Linked DNA regions of Mus musculus: all the other regions are linked to region 6. Evidence: chromatin loops called from intact Hi-C (ENCODE). Cell type or tissue: left cerebral cortex. All regions are shown on one strand.

Region 1 (4,000 bases), 260 kb after region 6:
ATAAGAAAGAATGAATAACATGTTGAATAGGTAATATTGGGGTTATCTGGGAGTAGTTGGAGGAAGGGCAATAATATGATCAAAGTATAGTGTAAAAAATTATCAAAAATATAAATGAAAAATATTTTTAAATATCTAATCTTATAAGCCATAATAAAGACAGTAAGAATTTAGTGATTCCAATAATGATCAGACAGTCCTTGGTTCTTATTATTATTTAACACTTCTACATGTAGTAAAACTGAAGGCATGAAGACATTCATAATTAATTGAGCCAATTACCCAAAAGCTGAGGTTGCAACTTCTTCAAATCTGCTTATCATTACAAACCTCAGTATGTTAAGGAATAGTAGAGAGACATAAAAATCAATGGCAGGAATAGGATATATTTAGGTAACATTTGTAACTATAGCATAGCAGGGCAAGGACTTTATAATCATGGTATATAGTCTTAAGAATAAAAATAGGAAACACAGAAGATTCTAATTATCTAGTATAGGAAAACCCTGGTCCTATGGTTGAAGTTTGACATTACCTGAAAGCTCTTAGAGCATGGTGAAAAATGGCAGACTCACTCTGTCAGCAAGGCTTACTGTTTTCTAGCTGAGGGATCCAGACTCCATTCTGCCTCCTGTGGAATATTGTGCAGCCCTTAAGAAATTCCAGGTCTAACTCCTTTTCTCTGTAAAAGAAACCTGAGATTCCTGGAATACTACCCCATGCTAAGGAGACATCTCAGTGTCTTAGCCTTCAGCAAGTGACCTTTTCTCACCCTGGATATCCCTACCTTCTTTTCCCAAACTGTAAAACCTTGACTCACCCTGAATAAAGTGGGTCTATCTCTCTGATGCTTATGCAGGAATGTTGTCATGTCAGTCCTTACTAATGGGGCTTCCATAATCTGATCTGTCCTGCTGCTCCATTTGCCACAGGGGACCAATATGGACTGACGATCCCCAGGGCACAGAGGGAAATATATAGTGTTTTACCATAATTCCTAATGAGAAGGCTTTCAAAAGAGATGGCGGTTAGCTACAAAATTTTACCATAGGAAAGAAATGCAGTAAAAATAGTTCTTAGATTAGCAAATTCTCAACAGGCAGAGCTACATCAAAGCATGTGTGTTTAAAACGTGGCTCTGCATGCTGTCCGTTTTTCTCTTTTTAATAGAGATAACAGTAATACTAGTATTACCTTCAACGATCACTGCATGTTTGCACTAGTATCTTCAAAGTGTTAATATAACTTGGTCTTATTGACACACATTGATTTACTGCTCATAATAAGTGAATAAACATTAAGTTCTTACTAAAGAAGAAACTAAGGACATGTGTAAAACTTTAGTAACTACTCTAGAGACCACACCCTTTTAATGTAGCAATTGGCTTTAAAATATATTCAGAACCACTAAAATAATTTTACAGGTAGTATAAAAGGGTGAAGTTCTTTTTAATCAACTAGGAGGGTTATTTTTTCAATTCTATTGTATGTGAGGGTCAGAATTAGAGTAGACTTTTAAATTTTCCTTTCGTTTTTATGTCTAATGGTGTGTGAATGTTTGTGTGTGTGTGTGTGTGTGTCTGTGTGTGTGTGTGTGTGTGTGTGTGTGTGTGTGTGTGAGCTCATGTGTGTCATTAGGGTACAACTTTCCAGATTGTGTTTTCTGCTTCAATTATGTGAGTCTTCAACTGACTTGGATAATCATGCTTGGCAGAAAACACCTTTACCTGGTCACACACATGCACGCGCACGCACACACACACACACACACACACACACACACACACACACACAGATCAAGGATTCTTAAACTTGGAAAAATTGAAAAACTGAGAAATACATTCTTCCTCATTTATCCTTGAACCATCCTTTATTTGATCTTTTAATTTTAAGAATTTTATTTTTAATTTAACACATTTATCTCAACATCTGGTACTTAAAATGTTTTTTTTTTTCTAAACTTTTCTCTAAAGATTGTTTAGTAGTAGTTAATGACTTCCTGCCTCTGAGCTTGTTTGTGTTTCTGTCATTCTTAGATAATGTCAAAAGTTAAGTCATTGTTCTGTATCCTGTTCAAAACCTCTCATGTAATAGAACTGAGAGATACAGACTTTTTAGGGTTTTTTTTCCTATTAAAACATTATTTGCTTTCATGCTCATTAGTTTCTGCACCATATTGCAAATTTCTGAAGCAAATTTTCTCATAATATTCTCTATTTTCTTTTATGGTTTCACATTATGATCTGCATCATTTAAACTGAGCATAAATAAAGCAACTGTTCTGAACAGAGCAGACAAAGGAAGCAGTTGCTTAGCAACAGAAATCACAGAACAGATCCTGAACTCCTACTCAGATGGAAGCTTCCTACCCCCGCTCAGTGGTGAAAACATTTTGAGTATCCATCTTCTCTGAGCATGCCCCTCATACTGGGAGAAAAGCCAGATTTAGATCCTGATATTAAGAGGAGTTAGAAATTAATAAGCTTCAGGAGGGTCTACATCACATCTTTATGAGTCATAAATTACTGCATTGATGATGAACAACTTATGTGCCTGACATGGTTATGCTTTTGTCTTAGAGCTGAGTAACTATGTACCTGAGACTAATTCTGAGTGCACTCGGTGTAGCCATATGGGTTGGGGTGCAGATTAAAATGCATCAGAAGCTGTGAACAAATCCAAAGCAAGCAGTGGGACATCCTAGAGACCACAGCAGCTTGATTCTCCATACTGGGAATTATGTTGCTATAGTGGTAGGGACAGTATGAAGGTTTTTGAATCAATGCAAATCACAACTAATATAGATTTTAAACTCAAAGGTATAGATATAACTATAAATAATGCCAGATAGACTTTCTTCTTATGTCTTGTGGGCATTATATCGAATTTCTTTCAAGGTACATCATTAAAAAACACATATATCTTAAATAACTATTTTGAAATTTTAATCTATCTTTTAAGTATGTACATAATTGAGGTTATCATACTTTCTTATTCTCATAAGATTTTTTAAACTCATTTTTTGCAAGACTTCCTGCATTTCAAGTATTTACTTAATAGTATTTGGTTATTTCTACTTAACAGGTCAAGCCTTACTATTATTGCAAATCAATGGGAAAACTCATGCATATATTCTGAGAAGACAGGATAGATCAGTTATAAGATCATTCTAAGTAAGGACACTAAATATAACTCAAGCCAAGTGCCACCATTATTGGAATCTCATAGAAATCAAATCATCACAGAAGCAGCATAAGTTAGTGTATGTGGAGAACATGAAAAACCACAATGAAAGGAGAAATGAATTAAGCATGTTCATGGAGTTGAAAAAAGGGTCAGAGGAGGTATGAAAGTACTGCTGAAAAAAGCACCATAAATCAACCTAGGTACCTACATGATTGTGTTTGGTGAGAATTGTCTGTACAGATCAGAAGAAGTTAATGAATTTATAGCTGAAATAAATTCTGGATCTGAGAGGCATTGCTTTCTAGGCATTGGTATTAAGTTAATTAAATGGATAACTAACTAATCTCAGTCATTGTCCATGAGGGTAATTGTTTTAGTGGAGGTGAACTCGTAAATGGCTCTAATAAAGTATGAAAAGTACAAGAATAGAGATGTTCACAAGATATATCACACAGGAAATGGAAGTGAAAGCTAATTAATTAGAAGAGAGTTTTGATATGGGTATGCTTGGCTACCATGTGACATTTCTGTTGCATGGACTTAGAAACCGATTTTGATAAGGAGCACTCACTCCTCTTTGGAGATTGCATGGTAACCAAATCCAGAATTAAAGCCTGACACCTCTGTTTACATCCAATATCTGTAATTTGGGGGTTTTTTAGAGTCAGAGTTCTACATTGCAAACAGATATGTTAATCATCCAAACAGTGTCTGCCTAATTAATCTCATCACCTATCAAGGTAAATTTAACCAACACTGCATAAAATATTCTTACAGACATCATTTGTATATGCTTCAATTCTTTCCCTATTTA
Region 2 (4,000 bases), 96 kb after region 6:
TTATAATGATAAAATAAAAACAAACAAGCCTACTGATAATAGTCAGTGGCTTTACTATCTATAATAGATAATAGAAAGGCAGGGCAACTGATCCGATGCCACCTTAATAACCATTTTCATCATTGCTTATTATTGTATCTCTTCTTCACTATGGATAAACAGGAGGGTGTCAGACTCACTTTTAACATCTCTTTCAGTATGTACTAAAAATGATTTAGATGGCTGAAACATTATCCTAGAATGCCCATTTTCCCTCACAGCTCACACAGTAGTGTATTATCAGAAGACACTTTTAAGTTTAGCATATCATGCTCTAAAAAGGAAATTACAAGGCATGCAGAATAACAGACAGGAAGGAGGGCTAGTGGCACTTGAGCACAGCCGTGATTTATTAATTATATTGCTGAATGGGCTTTGATTAACCCAACTTTCTAGCTACACGCCTGACTTACTTGGTGACTTCTAGAATCAATGATCATGGCAGTGAAAGATGGGGATGAGGGAGCCCTTGTTGGTTGACTGTATTAGTGGTCTCACATTTGTCCATAAAGTTTTGTTATAGGTTTGTTATTTGAAGATGCTTGCTTAAGAGAGAGAGAGAGAGAGAGAGAGAGAGAGAGAGAGAGAGAGAGAGAGAGAGAGAGAGAGAGATGCCCAGGTTTGTAAAGTCTAGGTTACCATAAGACACAAGACTATCTTATTGTTTGTTTTTATTTGTCAAGATAGAATTTAGATATGTAACTTCGAGGCCCACCTGGTCATTGACATCCTCCTACCTCAGGCTTCCTAAGTGCTGGGATTAAAAGTGTCCAATATTAAGCCAAATCAGTGTTGTTTTATGGTTAACACTATTTTGTTATTATCATTAGCTTCCAATTAGATGATACCATGTTTAAATATCCATAAGCCTTCAATGACATGCCCACCTGGCTTAGCCCCTTTGATAAGAAGGCTAGTGAGGGTACCTCAACCAAAAACGGGCATTACCTGTTGTAGAAATCAAAAGATACTTCAAGAGACGACCAGTATTTCATAAGACTTTGATTCCACCTTTACAGTCTTCATACACTACTACAAGTTCTGTACCTAGAATCTGTTTCGTAAGTATAGGAGATCACTATGGAGAGGAGGGAAGATAGGTTAAAAAAAAGTCCACCTCATTGCTGACTAGTGACTTCTGTTACTCCTGCCTGAGTTACAGTGGTAACTAGTTACTAATAGTTAAGAGCATTTAAATAGTTACAATTAAAGCCTTATTAACTTAAAACACAGGGAAACCCTTCATTAATTAATTTCTAAAAAGCAACTGAGAAGCTAAAAAATATGTCCAAAATTCATTCCTGGTAAGAGTGAGTAGGCAGATCTGCAGTTGCTTTTTCAATCAATGCTTTAGAATTAAATATATGGATGACTTTATAAAAACTTTCTTTCTGTTGCCTTATCGCTCTAGCTAAGACTTCAGGTACTCTATTAAACAGGGACAGAGAAAGTGGACAATCTTATCTTCTTCCTGATTTCAGTATAATTGCTTCACATTTCTCCCCATTTAAGTTGATACTAAGCTATAAGCTTGCTATAAACTACCTTTATTATGTTGATGAATGTTGTTTATATTCCTCAGACTTTTATCATGAAAGTGTGTTTAATTTTGTCATGACTTTTTCTACATTTAATGAGATAATTTCTACAGGTTTTTAAAACTGCATATTTATGATGCTTTGAATTTCCTCAGTATCTGTTGCCACACCCCTGTTTTCATTTCTTCTTCTTCTTTTTGTTGTTTTGTTTTAATTGAGTGTACATTTTTCTCACATACAATACATTCTGACCACACATTTTGTACATCCGTTCCTCTCAACCCTGCCCTGCCCAACTACTTTTGCCCCAGATCACTCTATCTTTGATTACTGTCACAAAAGAGCCATCCTCAAGAGACAACAAACAAATAAAAAAAAAACCTGAGATACAATAAGACAAACAAAGGCCTCATATTGAAGCCGGACAAGACAACCCATAGTGAGTGACATGAGAGGCAGGGGGAAGAATTCCAAGAGCAGCCAAAAGAATCAGAGACATACCAGTGTTATAAATCCCACAAAACCATGAAGCTAATAGCCATAATGTACTCGTAGAACCTTGCAGGTCCCATGTCTGCTGCCTCAGTCCTTGTTAATCCATATGAGCAATTCTTAGTTGATTTGGTGAGTCATGCTCTCTGGTGTCTCCCATTCTGTGACTCCTACAATCTTTTCTTCCCTTCTTCCTTGGTGTTCTCTGATTTCCGAGGGGAGAGAAATAATAAAGACCACCAATTTAGATCCCCTTTCTAGATATTTTTTGGCTCTGCTTCTCTGTACTGGTGGCCAGAAGAAGCGTCTCTGATAAAGACTGGACAAAGCACTGATCTATGAGTACTGTAAAATATCATTAAGAATTACTTCATTGAATTGTGATGGTGGAGAACAGTAGTGATTTTTTTTTCCTAGCTTGTCTCTGAACTATTCAGTCTCCAGTTTCCGGTTAATGGGTGAATTTTTTATTCACTGTTGGAGGTTGTTGTGTAGCTTATTCTGCACACTGCTTGCAAACTATCCCATTAAAGCTCTATCAGATTTATTAAATTACTGTCATTGAAGAATTTAAATCCAGGAGAGTATGCTAAACCTGTCTGAGCTGTTTGAACTAACTCTGCATGTTGTAGCTATATGGTTGGGACATATTCTCAAACTTCACATCATGATGACCACATATCCAGGATGTTAGTCAATGTGGACTTGTGCAGGAGGTGGTAAATCATAGGGAAAGATTGCATGGCTGTGAAGAGCAAAGAAAAGGGTAATTGGAAAACATTCTGGGATGTCCATGGCCAAATCTCTTTGACCATGTCTCATCTTGTATTAAATAAAGGGTAGAGGGCTTCATGTAGCACCCATAACTACACAGCAGAGACTAAAAATCCTGTATCACTAATCAATAGGAACAATTCAACTTTTAACATAGTCAGAGGTACTGATTCAAGCAGAATGTATCCCAACACTAGCTGTTTAATCAGCAGAATGTTCAGGAAAACCTGGCAAGTGCACCAGAAAATAGAATCCCTGAATTCATTGAAGAAAGCCACCATAGAAATCTTATGACGGGTTGAGTTTTAGATCAGGTCTGACATTGCATTAGTCAGCAAGCAAATAAGAGTGCCTGTCCTCATGTGGCCTTTTGGGAGGCGAGGAACAAGCAGGAGTGGGTGGTTGGTCTTTTAACTGCTGTCATATTTCTAGTTCTGAGAGCATGCCTTCCTAATCTTGGATACGTACAAAGCAATTTTCAGATGTTCTGAGAGGAAGTTACCCCAGTCTCTCCCTGCTCCTGTTTCTTTCCTCTAGTGTGTTGAAATGGCAAGGTCTTGCCTATTCCTTTATCTATTTCAGATCAAGCATCTATAAAACAGGCATTTCTAAACAGGTACAGAATCAATGACACAGGTCTGATCGTCCTCTTAGCCTAAGTGCAAAGGCGTGCTCACTCCTTCTTGAGATTCTCTCTTGGTACCATATACGTGCTGTGCATATTGAAGCCAGACAAGCTGTGCATATATGTGCTGTGCATATACGTGCTGTGCACATGCTACTTCATTGGTGCCTAGCCCTCAGGAGTTTCTCTGAATAATTTTCTCCTGGCAGAATGAACACACATATGTTGATGTTTCTGCCTTCTAACCGTGAGGTTCTGGATTTTCTTTCAGACTCTGTGAACCTGTTAACTATAATACCAAAAATACCCTCTCCCATTTCCCTGTGGCCCCCTCCTCTTTTTCTCTGGCTATATTTGTTTAGAAAAATCCATTTTTTTAAAAAATCAAGATTCATGGAGAAGAGAGATGTGGCAATAGGAAAAGGCTGTGGCAACAGAAAAGTGCTGTGATTGTTTATTTTTCTCTGTCTCAGTTAATTGTGTTTAAAATGAATAAGTAGAATAACTTAACAATATTCACTTAGTCTTCTGT
Region 3 (4,000 bases), 480 kb after region 6:
CACTCACTCACTCACCCTCTCAGAAAGACTGTTGATCTAAAGTAAAGAAAATAAACAATACTATACCTCTTGTATAAAACAGTGATATTTATTTTCCTTGAGATAAGGTCTTGTGACCCAGGTTGGTCAGAATGTAGTGACTTCTGATCATTCTATCTGGTGCTTAAACAATAAAAATAGTTTTTATCATGATTACTAAACACTTGAAGAATTGGGCTGGACAAATGATTCCACAGCTAAGAGTGATTCTCTTGTATAGAGCAGGCACAGGTCCTGTTCACAGCACCCAAGGCAAGTAGCTGAAAATTAACTGTAACTCCATTGTTAGGGTTTGATGCATACCTATATCTGGAATTCACATACAGACAATTACACATACATGCATAATAATAATAATAATAATAATAATAATAATAATAATAAAATAATCTAAACAAGAAAAGCTAAAAAAATGCATTTCTAATATATTCTTGTCTCCTGATGAAAGTTTGTAAATGGATACATACATCAATCAATCTTTTAAAAATATCTTATATCCCTGTGGTATCATTACATTATTGTTATTAACATCAGTAATAGCAAGCTAGCACTTTATGACAATCCAATGTGTAGACAGTGTTCTAATTTAATTGTCTTGTACACATTTTAATATTTACTTTCCTAGTCATGACATAAATAGTCCTCCTGAAATGCTGCTGGACGTGTAGAGGTAGCACAAAGTACACACAGACACACATATAAATCATAACATAAACAAAATATCAAAATTTAATGAGTGCATTGTCTGCATTTATGATAAACTGCTTTTATTGTCATGTTTCCCATAATAAATTCATACCATACAATATAGAAAAAGTTAGAACTAAATTGTGATTTAATTAAATGTTATAATTGCCTAAATTTATACATATAAGCAAAAATGTAAAATTAAGAATATCGAACAAGAGGTTTAATGATATAAATTACTATTTAGATTATACAAGGATAATCGTAATTTGTTCAAGGAATTCTATATTCATAATCATGTACTTTATCCAAGCAGTACTTCAAATGATGGTACAATTTATGTACATTGAAATGTATAATTAAGGTATTAAATCATAAAATATTAAAGCAGTAGGCTGAACATTTTAAGCTATTTGGACATCAAATGGATATATGAATGTGCTAAACCAGTGGGAAAGATTAGGAGGTACAAATAAAGGCAAGTGCTAGTTCTGGTAGACATTCTCTGAACTGACCAGGAAGAGCATGAGCAGCAACAGACAGTAAGAACCAAAGGATTCCTTGCCATTTAATACCCCTAATTTGTGCTGGAACTCAACAGCGTTAAAATAGTTTTTAATAGAAGTGCTGATACACAGGAAGGCATACTGAACTAGGACCCTCTGCCAAAACACATGACTGACTTCCATTTATTTGAAATTACAAACTGAACCACTTTACTGATTTTAACATGTGCTAATAAATCCCTAGATTTCATTGCCTTCATAAGCTGTTAAAGTTGTTAGACACTTTGACAGTTTTCTCAAACAGAAGAGTAAACAAATGAAACTATGCATAATTTATGCATAGCCATGTTCCTACTATGTTCAAACATATATTTGTTTTTCTTTTTTTATGAAGAACTAAAATTATTGACAACAATTTCAAGTATCTCAAAATCTCCACCAAATTCTAACTATGCAAAACATCCTCAGACATATTCCATATATTTCTAGTTTTCTGAATAACAAGACAAAAATAAACAAATGACAAAATCTGGAGAATGAAAAGTGACGAATCACAGAGCACAGGGGACCAGGCATTGCACACTCTCTCTCCTTTCACTCATGGCTTGAACTGAGAATGGATGTTGCTACTCTTCATTCACTGTATATCTTTCAATCCAAGGACAACATTCTACACAATATCCCGTTTTATGAGCTATTTGGCAGATAATGGCATATAATTTCAAAATTGTGTACTTATAATGAAACAAAGTTAAAGGATAAAAGAATTATTAACTTGCTATATACTATTACAGCAGTGTGTGTGTGTGTGTGTGTGTGTGTGTGTGTGTGTATGTTTACCAAAGACCTTTGCCTCTGTCTACACAGGATTGCCAATGCCATGTATGTAGTCATTGGAAAGTTCTCTCTTCCCTGTCTAGTAGATGCTTCTTGTATGCCCTCTACTGGCTTCAGAATAAACCTACAGGTTCCTCTTTATTTATTTTTTGTCAGTTGTAAGTACATGTAATATTTCTATTTGGAAGTACAACACTGGAAGAAATTATCATGAAAATGATAGTAGTTAATAAATTTATCTGCTACTTCGGAGAACCAATTCTATGTTAAAAATGTGTTAAAATCATGTTTATAAAAATAAAAATTCATACTGCTCCTTCTGAAGAAAAAAAGAGATTTTGCATCCTATGTTTGAGAATTCATAATTTAAAATCCACACTGAAGAATGGAAGTGTGAAAAAGTACATTACAGAGGCAAAGCTTCCTCAGGACAGGAAATGGCAGAGGCGCTGGACAGTTAAAGAAATCAAGTTTGGTCTGTGGTATAGACAGATTTTAATCCAGCAAAATGGCTGCTCTGGCTAGAACGTATATTATTAGTTCCTCTGGCTGGAATAGAGACACACTCTTAGCACATACCTTAAATTCCTGACAATGAGGTCTAATACAGGGCAGACAAAAGTCAGAGAAAGCTTTAACAAAATGAATCAGAGAAAGTGTATGCCCAACTCTAATGTGAACAAATAGGAAAGAGAGGATTTTGTTTTTTCTTTTGTTTTTTCTTTTTTGTTTGTTTTGTTTTGTTTTTTTGTTTGTTTGTTTCTTTTTCGAGACAGTGTTTCTCATTTTAGCCCTGGCTGTCCCAGAACTCACTCTGTAGTCCAGGCTGGCCTCAAACTCAGAAATCCTCCTACCTCTGCCTCCCAAGTGCTGGGATTAAAGGCGTGTGCCACCTCCGCCCGACTAAAAGAGAGAATTCTTAAAGGGCAATGAGGTAGAGTTGAATTCAGTGGTATTCAGGTCATTTCAGGTCATTACAGGTAATTTCAGAGCAGTAGAGTACGGTATAGCTCAGTTCAAAGCAAAGCAGTTGGGTTCAGACATGTTAGGATCATGGAGTTCAGAGTCAGTCTTACCAGCCAAAAGAAGCCAACTGGAGTCAGGTACCTTGGAGAGCAGTTTGTGCTAGAACAGGTAAGTTGAACCAGCCACTCAGAGTTCTGAAAGAGCTGGAAAGGGTTAATTCAACAGTATGTCTCAGAGGCTGAAGCATTCTAGGCCTAGTTTAGCAGACAAAAGCTGGAAGCTGAACCCTTCAAGGTCTGGCCTTGCAGAAGGCTAGATATTTCAAGGCCTAGGCCTAGGTCCTGGTTTCAGCCCAAGCCCTGTATTTTCATAGCTTGGGTATGACTCTTATGTCATCCCTTCCTCTGAGGAAAGAAAAGGGGCATTCACATTTATACTGTGGAAAAAGAGCAAAGATGGAATGAAACAGAACATGATTTTGCTTTTAAATTTTACATACATATCCAGGAAGAAAATCCAGAATTAGTGAATAATGTATAATAGAGTTTTAAAATCAGAACTTTATTTCAGTAATAAGGGGACACCGCCTACAGTAGGATAGTTCTTTGGCAGCCATAAGCAAAACAAAAGATAAACACTGGTTTGTAAGTCCCTAAAAGTAATTCAGTAAATAGCAGAAGTAGGAAACTGAGCTGGAACTTTTCCACAAGAGCTTTCCAAGTTGTAAAGCTAAGAAATCCATTATCATAGCATCCCTTTATGAGTTCTTTTAATCCTACAACTTGGAAGGCAGAGGCAGGCAGATTTCTGAGTTCGAGGCCAGCCTGGTCTACAGAATGAGTTCCAGGACAACCAGGGCTATACAGAGAAACCCTGTCTCAACAAACAAACAAAAAACAAACAAACAAACAAATAAAAAGAGTTCATTACTTTCAATAGGAAGAATGTATACATGAATATGGTTA
Region 4 (4,000 bases), 340 kb before region 6:
AGACTTCAAGGTCCATTGCAGAGTAACTCTATTGATTGAAATCTCTATCAGCCTCCTTCATGGTACCCTCCAGAACTATGAAAGCTAACCAACAGGAAGGAAACTTTTAGCTGTGTTCTAGATTAATTTCTCTGTTTTGCAATCAAACTATGGATTGTCTTCAGCAAAAGAATCTTATCATCAAATTCTGATGGGCAACAAAGAGCAACAACAATGCCCTGTATTGTTGTGGAGGCCGCTTTGGCTTCTCTGATGGGCAACTCATGGGACGGTAGCCTATGCCTCACATTGGCCTTTTAAAATATCACATGGTTTCAGGCAGAAACATTATCCACCCATACAATTCAATTTGTTTTATTCTAATTTTGAAAATTAACCTACAAGTTAATGGGTGTCTGGGATTTCCATATGTCCTTCATTTTGTTCAAGCTTTCCCAACTCTCTCATCTCCCCAATTTAAAATAATGCCAATTTATTGTAAATGTAATAATTGCTTGATTGTTTGTGAGTACTATAACTTGAGTTTAGACCCCATACATGTTAGTCAAATGCTCTTCCATTAATTACATCCTCTAACTCTACAGTATTTTAAAGACTAAATGTTCAGCCTCTAGTTTACAGCTCCAAATTGTTTTGGTTCATACAAAATTCATTTCATTGCCTCAGAATTCTTTAGAAAACCAAAACCTCTAAATTGACCTCTCTAATTATACTCCACCTGACATCTAAATTTAAAAAAAAAATCTACAGAATTGTGGAGTGTGCTGATCATAGACAAAAGAAGAAAACTAAGTTTACAGTTATTCCCATAATACACCTCATGAAACATTAATAGTTAATTTTTATATGATGTTTATTGCCACCAACACAAAATTATAAAATTCATAGTTTCAGTTTGAATTTCCAGTGAACCAACAATCTGCATTGGAATTTCCTGGGTATTTTGAAAAGAATTGTTTTATCTAGATTAGCCAAAATCATAGATGAAGGAGAATTATAGTCTATGTAAGGGTACGGTTTTTGGGACCTTGAAAAGACAATTATCCTACAGTTATATGTCTGCTGAAAACATAAGTAAAATTCACAAGATGTCCTTAAACTTCTAAATAAATGATCATTCAGATGTAGAGAGTTGGTGATAAGGGGAAAGGACAGTTCTCAGGGGCCCTCATCTGTCTGCAGACTTCCATATGAACATACGCGTGCTTCATAAACCTGTGTCCATAGGAAAACAAGGCCAGCACATGAACGTTTACTGATGTTTGTTAAATCAAAGCTTCACTCCAGTCTTCCCTGGGAGATGATGTTCTTGTATTTGTTTGTTAAACAAAATGTCAACAAGATGATGCAGCTTTGGCAAGACCATCAGAGAGGATTTGAAACCACATGGCTAGGATACAGACGTTTCCAGAGACACCTCTGCTAAAGAGTGTGTTTTCTCAACCAGATATAATTTTATTAGCTCAATTTCTATTTCTCAGGTGTTTTCTTATACTGCTGACAAAGAAATCCGAACTGACGACTTGTGCCTGGATGTATCCAGACTCAGTGGCCCTGTAATCATGCTAAAATGCCACCACATGAGAGGAAATCAGCTGTGGGAATATGACGCTGAGGTAGGATATTTTCTATGACTTATTCCTCCCTGAATACGTACGCTCAGTTATTTCCTCTAAAAAATAAAGCCAAAGCTTAAATGTATTTTTTGCACAACTATATGTAGATAGCATTAGACTGGTATATCATATAAAAAGTTAGATTTTTGTCAAACTAGTCTATTGTTATGAAAATAATTTTATATGGTTAATTTTTTGATCTTCCTTTATATTTCCAATGTAAAATATGCAAATTATGCTTCCATGATATGTATGTATAGATATCTACAAAGAGGAAAATATTGAAATATGTTTGTATTTTTAAATCTTGCAATTATGGTATCTGGTATTTATGATTCTCAATCTAACATTTAAAAGACCCAATAAGACTAACAGGAGGATACTTTCAGAAAGAATATTAGAAGGGATCTATTTCTATTTAATATAGTGAATGATTGGTAGAGTTGAATTCACTAATTAGGGATATGCATACATATATACATATATGTCTGAGCAATCCCTTCTCAGCATATCATACCCTTATGATGGAGAGCAAGGTAACAAAACAATACAACATAGCACTGAAAATTTAGTTAGACTATGTGCAAATATTAGTTCAGCCATCAGATGGAGCTGATAAAAAAGAAATATGTTCTCTACTGAAGGACAAGCCTCAGAAATGCCTTAATTTCTTTTCATTCTCTCGCTTAAGCAAGATGAATTGGTCATTGTGTCACATCTTAGACATCATTAAATGGCAACTGATACAATCACAAGAAAAGCTATACTTTATCCTTGTGAGATAAAAAAATATCATAGAGGTAAAGACACTCTACAATGCAGCTACTAACAAAAGCCCAACATTAGTTTAAAGAAATATTAGGTCTCCATATCTCTAATACTGTTGTTTTAACAAGTCCTTGTAAAAACACATTTTGTGTACAATTTAATCTCCAATATTTTGTGGACTCATATTGAATAAAAAAATCAATTCTTACAGAATTAAATGTATGTGCAGGGCTAACAGGGGGACTAAATTTTGCACTCTGTCAGGCTCTGAGGGCACCAGATATTTTTCTGTGACATAAAGGCAAGCATCTTGAAACCACCAGTGTTGTGTTAACATTGTATCTCTGCTGACATCTTTCCTTATCTGGCCTCCATTGTGTTTTCCTGAACTATGGTCTGTTATTACCACCCTTTGTGTTAAGTCTCCTGAAGACCATCTCCCTATTAAATACAAGCATGGAACCTGGACGTCAAATAAAAATTCCCTCTTCTATGAAGAAAAGAACAGAAAAAAACATAAGTACTGTGAAAAGTATCTTTTTTAAAAATGAATGGTTGTATTGTTGTTACTCAATTTATTTCCAATCCATAAAAATTTATTTCGTTTTTCTTAAAAGCAAGGAGATACATGCATATTAAGAAGGAAGGATTATGTATTTTGTAAGGTTGTTTTCAGTATAACACTTCAATCTTTAAAGTTTTCTGACGTTTGGTAAACAGTCGCTTTGAGATTCACAATAGAGATTTCTTTGTCGTGATAACATTGTTGATTATATTTATTTCTTATTTTTTCTTTCAGTTACATTTATATTGAATACTAAGCAATCATTAATGAAAAACGAAAATGCATAATTTTACAACTAAGCAAATGTTTGCATACTTCTTACCTTGTATTATATTTCCTCTCTGATATTCCATAAGACTATAAACTTTGAGACATGTTATGCCTTTGAGGTCCTCCTAAAATGCTGACAACGTGCCATTCCCTTTAAGAATTTTATTGAAAACATGTAATCTCAAATCCAAACTGGGTGTCATCACTTCATTTACTCTTGTGTTTATGCATTAGAAACTCCACTTACAACATGACACCATTGCCTGTTTTAAAACACACACACACACACACATACACACACACACACACACACACACACAAGCAAGAAATACCCAATATATGTCATACTAGAGAGATGCTTCAGCAGGTAAAAATGTTTAATGTACAAGTCTGGCCTCTGGATCTCAAATGCTAGAATCCATAAAAAGTTGTTAGGAGACAACTGACTCCACAAAACTTCCCTCAGACTTCTACACATCTGTTATGGTGCACATGACCCTACATAGTTTACATGAACACATACATGTGTCTGAGAGAGTTCACAACTCTCTCTTTCTCTCTCTCCCCTCTCTCTTTGTGCCTCCCTCTCTTCTTTCCTCCCCCTTTCTTCTTTTCTCCCTCCCTCCCTCCTCATCCTCTTCACATGATAGTGAATAAAAGTAGTAAAAATAAATATGTATGTTAATGCAGGGAAATCATGTGAGAATGGTAAAATAGTATATTACCACGCTCTGCCCTTTAAAAGTTAATTTTGAAATTTGATTACGTTTTGAGGTAACTA
Region 5 (4,000 bases), 340 kb before region 6:
GCTCCTTCTTCAGTTGCCAGAAAGTACCAACTGGGAAAACAGTCTTGGTACTGTCATTGGGAGAGTAAGATTTTACACAAGAATTTCTAGTGGAAATTTTAAGGTAGGATGCAACCAAATAGAATTTTGCCTGGATTTACCATAGATGATTTCTAGTATTCAGGTATTTGATATTATAGCTTGCATAGGTGAATTCTATTATCCTAACTTGAATACAGCTCCCAAATATAAGGCATCTATATTCCTTGTTTCAGAAAAAGAAACCAAGGCTTTTCTTTCACTGTATCTATAGCTCTGGAAAGTAATGTACTCAAAGCTCCATGAGTGTTTAGCTTTCCAAAGACCTCGATTTCCCTCTTTGCCAATAACAGAGAGTACATAAATGATGTCAGCCTGTGGTAAGTAGAAAATAATCTGTCTAGTAAAGCATGTTCACAAAGACCCAATGAAAAAACATAAGGGGATGTCGGTGTCCCTTCTCTTTCACAAAATGAAGTGGGAATGATCCTGCACATAGCCTACTGGGGAGAACAAATAAGACAATTTGCTGGACATACAAAAAGAAACATCATGTTATATAAAGTACATTAGGAGGAGCAATAGTTACAATTTCACAAGTGATGTTGAAAATAAGATGAGGTCATTGCATTAATGCACACACCAACATCCTGCTTTTGTATGTGCACAAACACATATGTATATGCAGGCGTGGGTATATGTGTATGTGCATTTGTGTGAGCATGCACACTCATCCTTCTGGATGCTAGGCATCAGTCATGGACAAAATTATTTCCTTTGAAAAGTCATCCATCTTGATTTTTAAAACAGGGTCTCTTCTCAGGGATCTGGGCTTCTCCAATTAAGGAAACCTAATTGGTTAGTCAGCCCTGTGATCTGTCTGTCTCCTCCTCTTCTGCAATGGCACTACAAGTGTACATCACCACTCTTGGCTTTGTATGAACCTCACTTTCCATGCTGATACACCAAGCACCTTACAGATAGAGCCTGTATTCTATCACCAAACTTGTTTTTAGTGATAGAATTTTAGAATAATAAAGTTGTAATACATTGCAGGTGTTCTCTAAGTATGTAAGGCCCCCTTAAGGATCATAGTTGGGAGCCAAATATGTTATAGTCTCCTCTACACAAAAAACTTGGCTGACTGTCTATACTTGAAACTTGAATTAGAGATTAGAAAAAATTATCACCTGAGGAAATCTCTACTGAACAGTTTCACTGAGGAGCTCCAAACCATTTTGCTTATTTCAAAATAGTCAAAAATACAGAGAAAGGCGTCAAAATTACAGAGAAAGGTAGAGAGAAACATAGACAAATAAAATGTTTTAAGAAATAAATTTTAACTTGCTAAAAGCCTACATTTTATTGGTAAACAATCTTTAGTTTTTATTTTTCTGTATTTTTTCTGACAAATGTGAGTGTTTTATATTTATTACAACAGGAAGATAAGGGTGGTGTTATTGTAGTATAATTTTGTAGTATTTGTGTATCTTTTAATCTAGAGAGTGAAGCAATGGACATGATATATGGACAACCCTCAGGCTTTGACATTTTATAGTAAATATAATTACAAAGAATGTAACAAAAATAATTTATGAAATAGAACCTAAAGAAAAGGAAGTTGCAACTTGTGTAGTAAAGCTAATTCCTATGTACCATATCTGATATTCCTCTAAAAATAAAAATTAAAAAATAATAACAAAAAACCTTTGTGACAGTACAAAGCCAGCAGATGGCGCCCAGCTCCTGAGCAGTTTGCTGAAGACACGCAGGATATAACAAATTTCTAGCCTTTGCAGCTTGTGCTGTTAGAACCAAGCTTCTCTTCAGCTGCTTAGGCTAAAGATTTAAGAGAAAAGTGAAAAAGACCACACACACAAACACACACAAACACACACACACACACGTGTATATATATATATAGTATATGGACTTGTAATATTTTTATAATAAGTATTTTTATCTAGAGTGCTAAACACACACAAATGTATATTATATGTGTGTGCTTAATTGAATACATACACACACACACACACACACACACACACACATATATTCATGAATTTCTGGTGATACAGTTGTGTAGAGGTCACCCTTGATCTTATTATTACCACTTACCTGTGTTCTGTAAGGAAATTCTACCAAACTAGTTACTGTTAACAAGTTGGAGTTTTCATTTACACCGTGTTTTGCAGTTAGTGTGCTCTGGGGTGATTGGGCATTTGTTTGCATCACCCAAAGGAGTTAACAGAAGAATGACATATTTATAAAACACACACACACACACACACACACACAAACACAAACACACACACAGACACACACACACACACAGACACACACACACACAGACACACACACACATACATATATATCAAGGATTTTAAAGAAGTTATTTAAAAAATATGGTGCCATTTTGTTTGTTTAAGGAAATTACTTCAGGTACAGGAGTTCTTCTAACATCAAGAAAATATCTTAATGTCAAGTAATGTACCTAGTCATAGTAAAAAACCAAACCACCTTTAGCAGATGAATCTAACTCTTTTGGGTGATGCAAACAAATGCCCAAAATCCCCAGACCACACTAATTGCAAACCACAGTGTGACTAAAAAAAAAAATCCAGCTTGTTAACACCAACTAGTTTTGTAGGATTTTCAAATAGAACACAGGGATAATAATAAGATCAAGTGTGACCTCTAAACAACTGTATCACCAGAGAATCCCACTTCATCATGGGTGGTGATTTTCCAGAAGACTCATCGTGGAGTACCACTTTCAACCCTTCAGTTCTTATATACTGTAGCATCTCTGAGATTACAGACAGCTGGGAGAGGATGTAACAGCTGGAATCCTAGACAAGAATCTTTAGACCATTTCTAGCATGAGTAATAGCTGCATTGTTAGTGACACATCCCTGCTTATTACCGTATTGTTCTGTTCCCGTTGCCATGGCTGCAGAAACCAAGTGTGGCATGGCATCCATTTATGCCCACAGGGAAACAGTCAATAAAGCAGTCACTCCAGGCTGTGCATAGTCTCCCAAGGCTCCTTTTGTCTATGTGTCAGTATCTTCTAAAGACACACGCCATTTTGGATTAAGCCCCCCCCCCAACACTGATATGACCTTATCTTAACCATCAACTACAGGTTTAATCACATGTCTAAAAGCTATTACATCTAAAAAAAAAACATAATATGAAGGACACATGTTGTTTTAGAGGATCAATTCAGTACCTATCTTGATACACAAGAATGTGGATGAAACTCTATGATCTTCTATAAAGGTGGAAGTTGCTCTCCCCATAGAGAAAGAACTGATGATTGACAAGATTTGTAGGTGTAGACACCATGCAGCACCAAGAGATTACACCATCGTGAAAGACTTGGCTATATTCTTCATAAACAAGGCAATGAAGACTACATAGGATAACACTCAGAGTCTTGCTGGGTGCTTCTGGAACTTGACAAGTGACCTGACTCACAGCTGACGATGTTGATCTGTGCCAACTGAAATGAAGGGACTGGACTGTTCTGCCTGTGGTCATCATTTCTCAGAGCTTCTTGGGCCTTAAAATATTAATTGGCTCCCTTGTTACTATGGGAAGATATGATTCATAATGGGAAACTCTAAAAAACCACAAATGATACCTGCACTTTGATTCTATCATACTGGAAAAGATAAAGGAGTTACAATCAGAAAGTCCGAGTAAGAACATTGACTGTCTGGCATGAGAATTGAGAGTAGGCAGAAACAATGATTTTCAGGGGTTTTCAGGGTAATTTAAACTTCAGCTGTGAAACCTAAAGCAAATTAAATTTTAAAATGAGGATAAAATTTGATACCACATCACATTCAGAGTTTTGTCTAAAATTACTAAACAACACATTCTAAACTTTAGGTTGTCAAACCATAATCAATAAACTATTTTGATTATTACTATTATTTTACTACTCATGGTATGGTTTTCCCTTGGGAGTACA
Region 6 (4,000 bases):
TAAACCTGTGCGATTTTTTGAGTTTATTTATAGGAAAAGAAGTATATCATGGATGACTATTTGACATCACAGCATGTGAAGCAAATTCAAGATTTTTCAGTTGAACGATATTTTGACTTAATAATTGTTACTACTAGAGTGACACTTTGCCTGTACTACATGCAGTACAAATGGCAGAAGTAAAAAAGCTTCATGCTATTTCAGAAATGGTTGAAAACTCTGCTCTACTCCCAGGCAAAAATTCATAAAACAATTGTCAAAAGATTCATTAACTCAGATAAAAACTTAAAGTCAATCATTCTGAAACAATGCAATTAAATCAATTTGAGTTTAGTACTCACCAAGGAATGGTGGTAGGAAGATATGAAAATACTTTGTTTTTTGTTATTAAACCATCATGATTCTATAAGAGCCTCACTATTTATACATGGATGGCCTGGAGCTTGCCTCAAACTCACAGAGATCTGATTGCCTCTGTCTACTGGATGATGGGATTAAAAATCATACTCCACCATGTTTGGCTGACTAGGGTCCTAAAGAAAGGTTAGTCATGTCCTTTTAAATAAAGTACAGGTATTATTTCAAACATATTGGGTAAAGATCCAAAAGACTGATAGAACATAAATTCTTAATGTAACAAGAAATATTCTCTTTTAAGCATCAATGTTCTTTCGTATTCTTTCAAGTAAGGGATGCCAGTTAGTGCAGGTTACATTCTGAGTATAGATTTAGTGAATTGTTGGGGAGCTGCTAACGGTTTAGACTGACATATGTAATAATCCAAGAAATATGGTTTGCCAAGCATGAGACCAGTACAATTCTAGGAAGGAGAGACAAAGAAAGGCAAAAAGGACAGGACTTTCACCCTTGTAGAGCCTGTTTTATCAGATTGCCAACAGAGGGAGAAGAACATTGACAGAAAGAAAACAGCATCAAGAAAACTTGCTCATGAGCAAGGAACCTGACTGATGAGACAAAGAGGGTCTGAGATACTAAGGAAGGCTTTTCTATGGAGAACACACTTAAACAGGGAGGCAATAAGACCCATGGGAAGGACAAGAATATTACAGGGTGAGAAAGAAGACCCTGGAGTAGCCCAGGGATCAGCTTAGGTCTGCAAGTGTTTTAGCAATCGAAACAGCAGCCTGCCAAGGACAGAGTGGAGGAGAAACAGAAATAAGATAAGGAGTTGTGGTAGGTCACATCATGGCAACGACTTAAATAACTCACTCATGGTCTCCTCTTTGCACTGCTAAAACTTGGCAGCCCAGTATATCCTTTGGAGGAGAAATGATTAAATAGTAAAATAAATAATAAAAATAGCATTACTTTTCTTTTATTCCTTTGTTTCTCTATCATCACCGGGAAAATATAAAACTCTCATTTTCATTTATTTATTTTTTTGGAGGGGGAAATTCAGGCTCCACGGTTTTTCTCTTGCTCAAGGTCACCCAGCTTGTAAATGATATAGCTGTATTCAAAAGGGCCTTAGGATTCCAGGGCCAGAGAGTCCCTGTTTTGTCTAACCTCCAGAGAATACATTGCTGTCCTCTTTGCAGAGACCCCATAGGAGAAGCTGTAATTGGAGCTAAACGTTTTGCAAGTCCTCTGCTTTTGAGTGCATGAATGTTTGTCTTAGGGCAGAGGAGCAGTGAGTGTCTACCAGGGAGAAATGGTCTAGTGATTGTGTGCTTTTTTTGTTTCCAGTTCTTATAGTCAACCTTTGTTTTTATAGCAAGAGTTGATGACTTACTACCAACTTTGCATATCTGGACTGTATGGAACATGGCATAAGACTCCATGACATTTTAAAACGAGCATGAAATGTGGTAAATAAGCTGGCATTTACTCAAGGGCTCTATATCAGCTGTTTTTGCACTTTGCCCCCTCCATTAAGTTAACTGCCAGGCTGGGGCCATTAAAATGTGGCACTTTTCCCTCAATTATTGCCACACACTAACTGTAGTTATTCTAAGCCCCCCTCATAGAATCATTTTCAGAAAGGGTTTGGTGTTTCCGTTCAGTGTAGCCTTTCTTGATTGTCAGGTCCCTCTGGTTTGGTAATTTTGGGTTCTGAATATGCCTATCTGAAAGTCGAATCTCTGTTGATGATGCATTCCCAAATCCTAGTATTCTATTCGCTTAAAAGAAAGTCCTAGAAATAGAGACATATTGTACTCCCCGCAGAAAGCAGCATTTGTTGCTTTCTGGGGGCTTTCTGATTGATGCGGGATGGGAGGGGGGAAGAGTTGGCTGCCTTTTGGGAGCAGATTTAAAGCTGCTTCTCATTGGAGGGGCTCACATTCTCTAAGCTGCCAGACACTGCAGGCTCAACCCAGGCGCGGAGGTGCAATTCAGGCTGGTTGAGCAGCGGGGGAAGGCAAGGACAGGCGGGGCTAGTGTGGTTCTGCAGCTGATCACACGCACCAGCACACACACACCTCATTCTGGTTGCCTCCGCTTGAGCCTTGCATCCTCCATCCATCCGGGACAAGCAAAGGGCGGACATGGAATAGGAGATCGAAGGAAGGAAGACTCAAATGTTTCTATTGAGAGGCATGGGAAAAGCTGGAGCAAAAGCCGGTGTTTAACCTGAAAGTCTGACCTCCGTTCAGCAGTCGCACTGTCGCCTGGAAAGAGGGCATCGCACGCTAAGGAACCCGGGAGTCAGGCGTCCGAGTCAGTCTCTGCTTGGAGCATCAGGGGTTTCTGGCAGAGGCTGTGTAGTGTCCCCAGGGAGGCACGGAGCCTGACACACCTGCATTGGTTCTCATCTTGGAACACCAAGAAAAGTAGAAAGGGGTCAGGCACCCTAAGCGCAGGGTGCTTGGCCAGACTGCCTGTGCTGCTTGCAGAGCCTCCGCCTGTTCTCTGTCACTGGGTGAGTGCCCAGGCTTCCAGAGCTCCCTGGAGCGCAGGGGTAGCTTGACGTCCGCTCACCCCCTCCGGAGAGTCCACCCAAAGGCCCAGGTGGAGCGCGTGAAAACTCGGCCGCCGGCGCACCTCAGGAGTACAGGTCTCTAGAGTCCCGGGAGGGGGATTCTGAACCAGCAGAGAGTGGGTAGGGGGCGTTGCACCGCTGCCCAGGAGACATGCCTCTGGGCGGGATTTTGGCTAAAAGATAGGAGGCGGGAGTGACAAGGGACCTAGGGACACTCCTGGGGGGCGGGTGATTAGGGTGCAGCTGGGAGGGGGGAGGGTCTGGACCAGGCAGGTGGAGCAGTTTAGAAGCTTGGGGAGTTAGCAGGTGGGGTGGGACTTGTTTGTCAAACTCATTAATTTTCAGCAACCAGTTCATGGGTGCTGCAGGACAGTCGAGGGTGGGGTGCCGTGGAAAGGTAAGAGGTGGCCCGGGATGGTGATGGTGGGGGGAAAAAGAGAAGCCTCAAAGAGCTCAGAGGCAAATTTTCACTTGGGTTCTTGCCCCTTGCATTCCCCTTGCCTTGAGTGTGGGAGAACACTTCTGTTTTAGCCCTGCTCCTGGAAAGAAAGCCTCTGTCCCAGGGGAGGAGAGGCATCCGGACGGGGCAAAGACTGCTGCTACCTGCAGGGTGCTCCCCACCCCCACCCCCAACCCAGGCGCCTGCTTTCGTCCCCTCCCCTCCTGCTTTCATCCCCTGCCCCCACCTCCTTATTGGTGCTGGTTTGCAGCGCTTGGCTCCTGCGCCTCCGCTTCGTGTTTGAATCTGGCTCGCCCCTCCGTATTATGTCTGCACTCCGAAGGAAATTTGGGGACGATTACCAGGTAGTGACCACTTCGTCGAGCGGTTCGGGCTTACAGCCTCAGGGGCCAGGACAGGGCCCGCAGCAGCAGCTGGTGCCCAAGAAGAAACGGCAGCGGTTCGTGGACAAGAACGGCCGGTGCAATGTGCAGCATGGTAACCTGGGCAGCGAGACCAGTCGCTACCTTTCGGACCTCTTCACTACCCTGGTGGATCTCAAGTGGCGTTGGAACCTCTTTATCTTCATCCTCACCTACACCGTGGCCTGGCTCTTCATG

The links. A loop is a pair of places that touch in the nucleus more often than their neighbours do. Peaks named below come from ENCODE experiments on the same cell type or tissue, not always from the same donor. Only the 100,000 strongest peaks of a DNase experiment are listed, where the experiment ranks them.
Region 1: a loop joins it to region 6, with 4 times the contacts of the local background. A loop is called at or near these places in 3 of 42 quality-filtered maps.
Region 2: a loop joins it to region 6, with 2.3 times the contacts of the local background. A loop is called at or near these places in 3 of 42 quality-filtered maps.
Region 3: a loop joins it to region 6, with 6 times the contacts of the local background. A loop is called at or near these places in 2 of 42 quality-filtered maps.
Region 4: it touches region 6 in a loop (5-fold over the local background); 5 of 42 quality-filtered maps call a loop at or near these places.
Region 5: it touches region 6 in a loop (4-fold over the local background); 4 of 42 quality-filtered maps call a loop at or near these places.

What each region holds. Positions count from the first base shown.
Region 1 is chr2:55,691,040-55,695,039 of GRCm38, forward strand. No RefSeq gene overlaps it. Among named protein-coding and RNA genes, the nearest start is that of Kcnj3, 260 kb to the left of the region's middle. In left cerebral cortex, no CTCF peak of the experiment used is centred here; DNase peaks (open chromatin) are centred at 2,382 and 2,609; H3K27ac peaks cover 2,055 bases.
Region 2 is chr2:55,529,699-55,533,698 of GRCm38, forward strand. All of the region lies in intron 4 of Kcnj3 (potassium inwardly-rectifying channel, subfamily J, member 3), which reads left to right. Among named protein-coding and RNA genes, the nearest start is that of Kcnj3, 96 kb to the left of the region's middle. In left cerebral cortex, no CTCF peak of the experiment used is centred here; DNase peaks (open chromatin) are centred at 2,181, 2,777 and 3,207; H3K27ac peaks cover 1,021 bases.
Region 3 is chr2:55,918,350-55,922,349 of GRCm38, forward strand. No RefSeq gene overlaps it. Among named protein-coding and RNA genes, the nearest start is that of Kcnj3, 480 kb to the left of the region's middle. In left cerebral cortex, a CTCF peak has its summit at 2,193 (motif pointing left); a DNase peak (open chromatin) is centred at 2,141.
Region 4 is chr2:55,097,082-55,101,081 of GRCm38, forward strand. Galnt13 (polypeptide N-acetylgalactosaminyltransferase 13) reads left to right here. Exons shown (of 13, transcript NM_173030.2): 12 at 1,482-1,616. Among named protein-coding and RNA genes, the nearest start is that of Kcnj3, 340 kb to the right of the region's middle. In left cerebral cortex, a CTCF peak has its summit at 2,226 (motif pointing right); no DNase peak of the experiment used is centred here.
Region 5 is chr2:55,088,749-55,092,748 of GRCm38, forward strand. The region is part of intron 11 of Galnt13 (polypeptide N-acetylgalactosaminyltransferase 13); the gene reads left to right. Among named protein-coding and RNA genes, the nearest start is that of Kcnj3, 350 kb to the right of the region's middle. In left cerebral cortex, a CTCF peak has its summit at 1,745 (motif pointing right); DNase peaks (open chromatin) are centred at 1,770 and 2,852.
Region 6 is chr2:55,433,495-55,437,494 of GRCm38, forward strand. It overlaps Kcnj3 (potassium inwardly-rectifying channel, subfamily J, member 3), which reads left to right and starts at 2,476. Exons shown (of 5, transcript NM_001355118.1): 1 at 2,476-3,016; 2 at 3,287-3,338; 3 at 3,652-4,000. The coding sequence starts at 3,707. In left cerebral cortex, no CTCF peak of the experiment used is centred here; DNase peaks (open chromatin) are centred at 2,368, 2,942, 3,424 and 3,675; H3K4me3 peaks cover 2,144 bases; H3K27ac peaks cover 2,204 bases.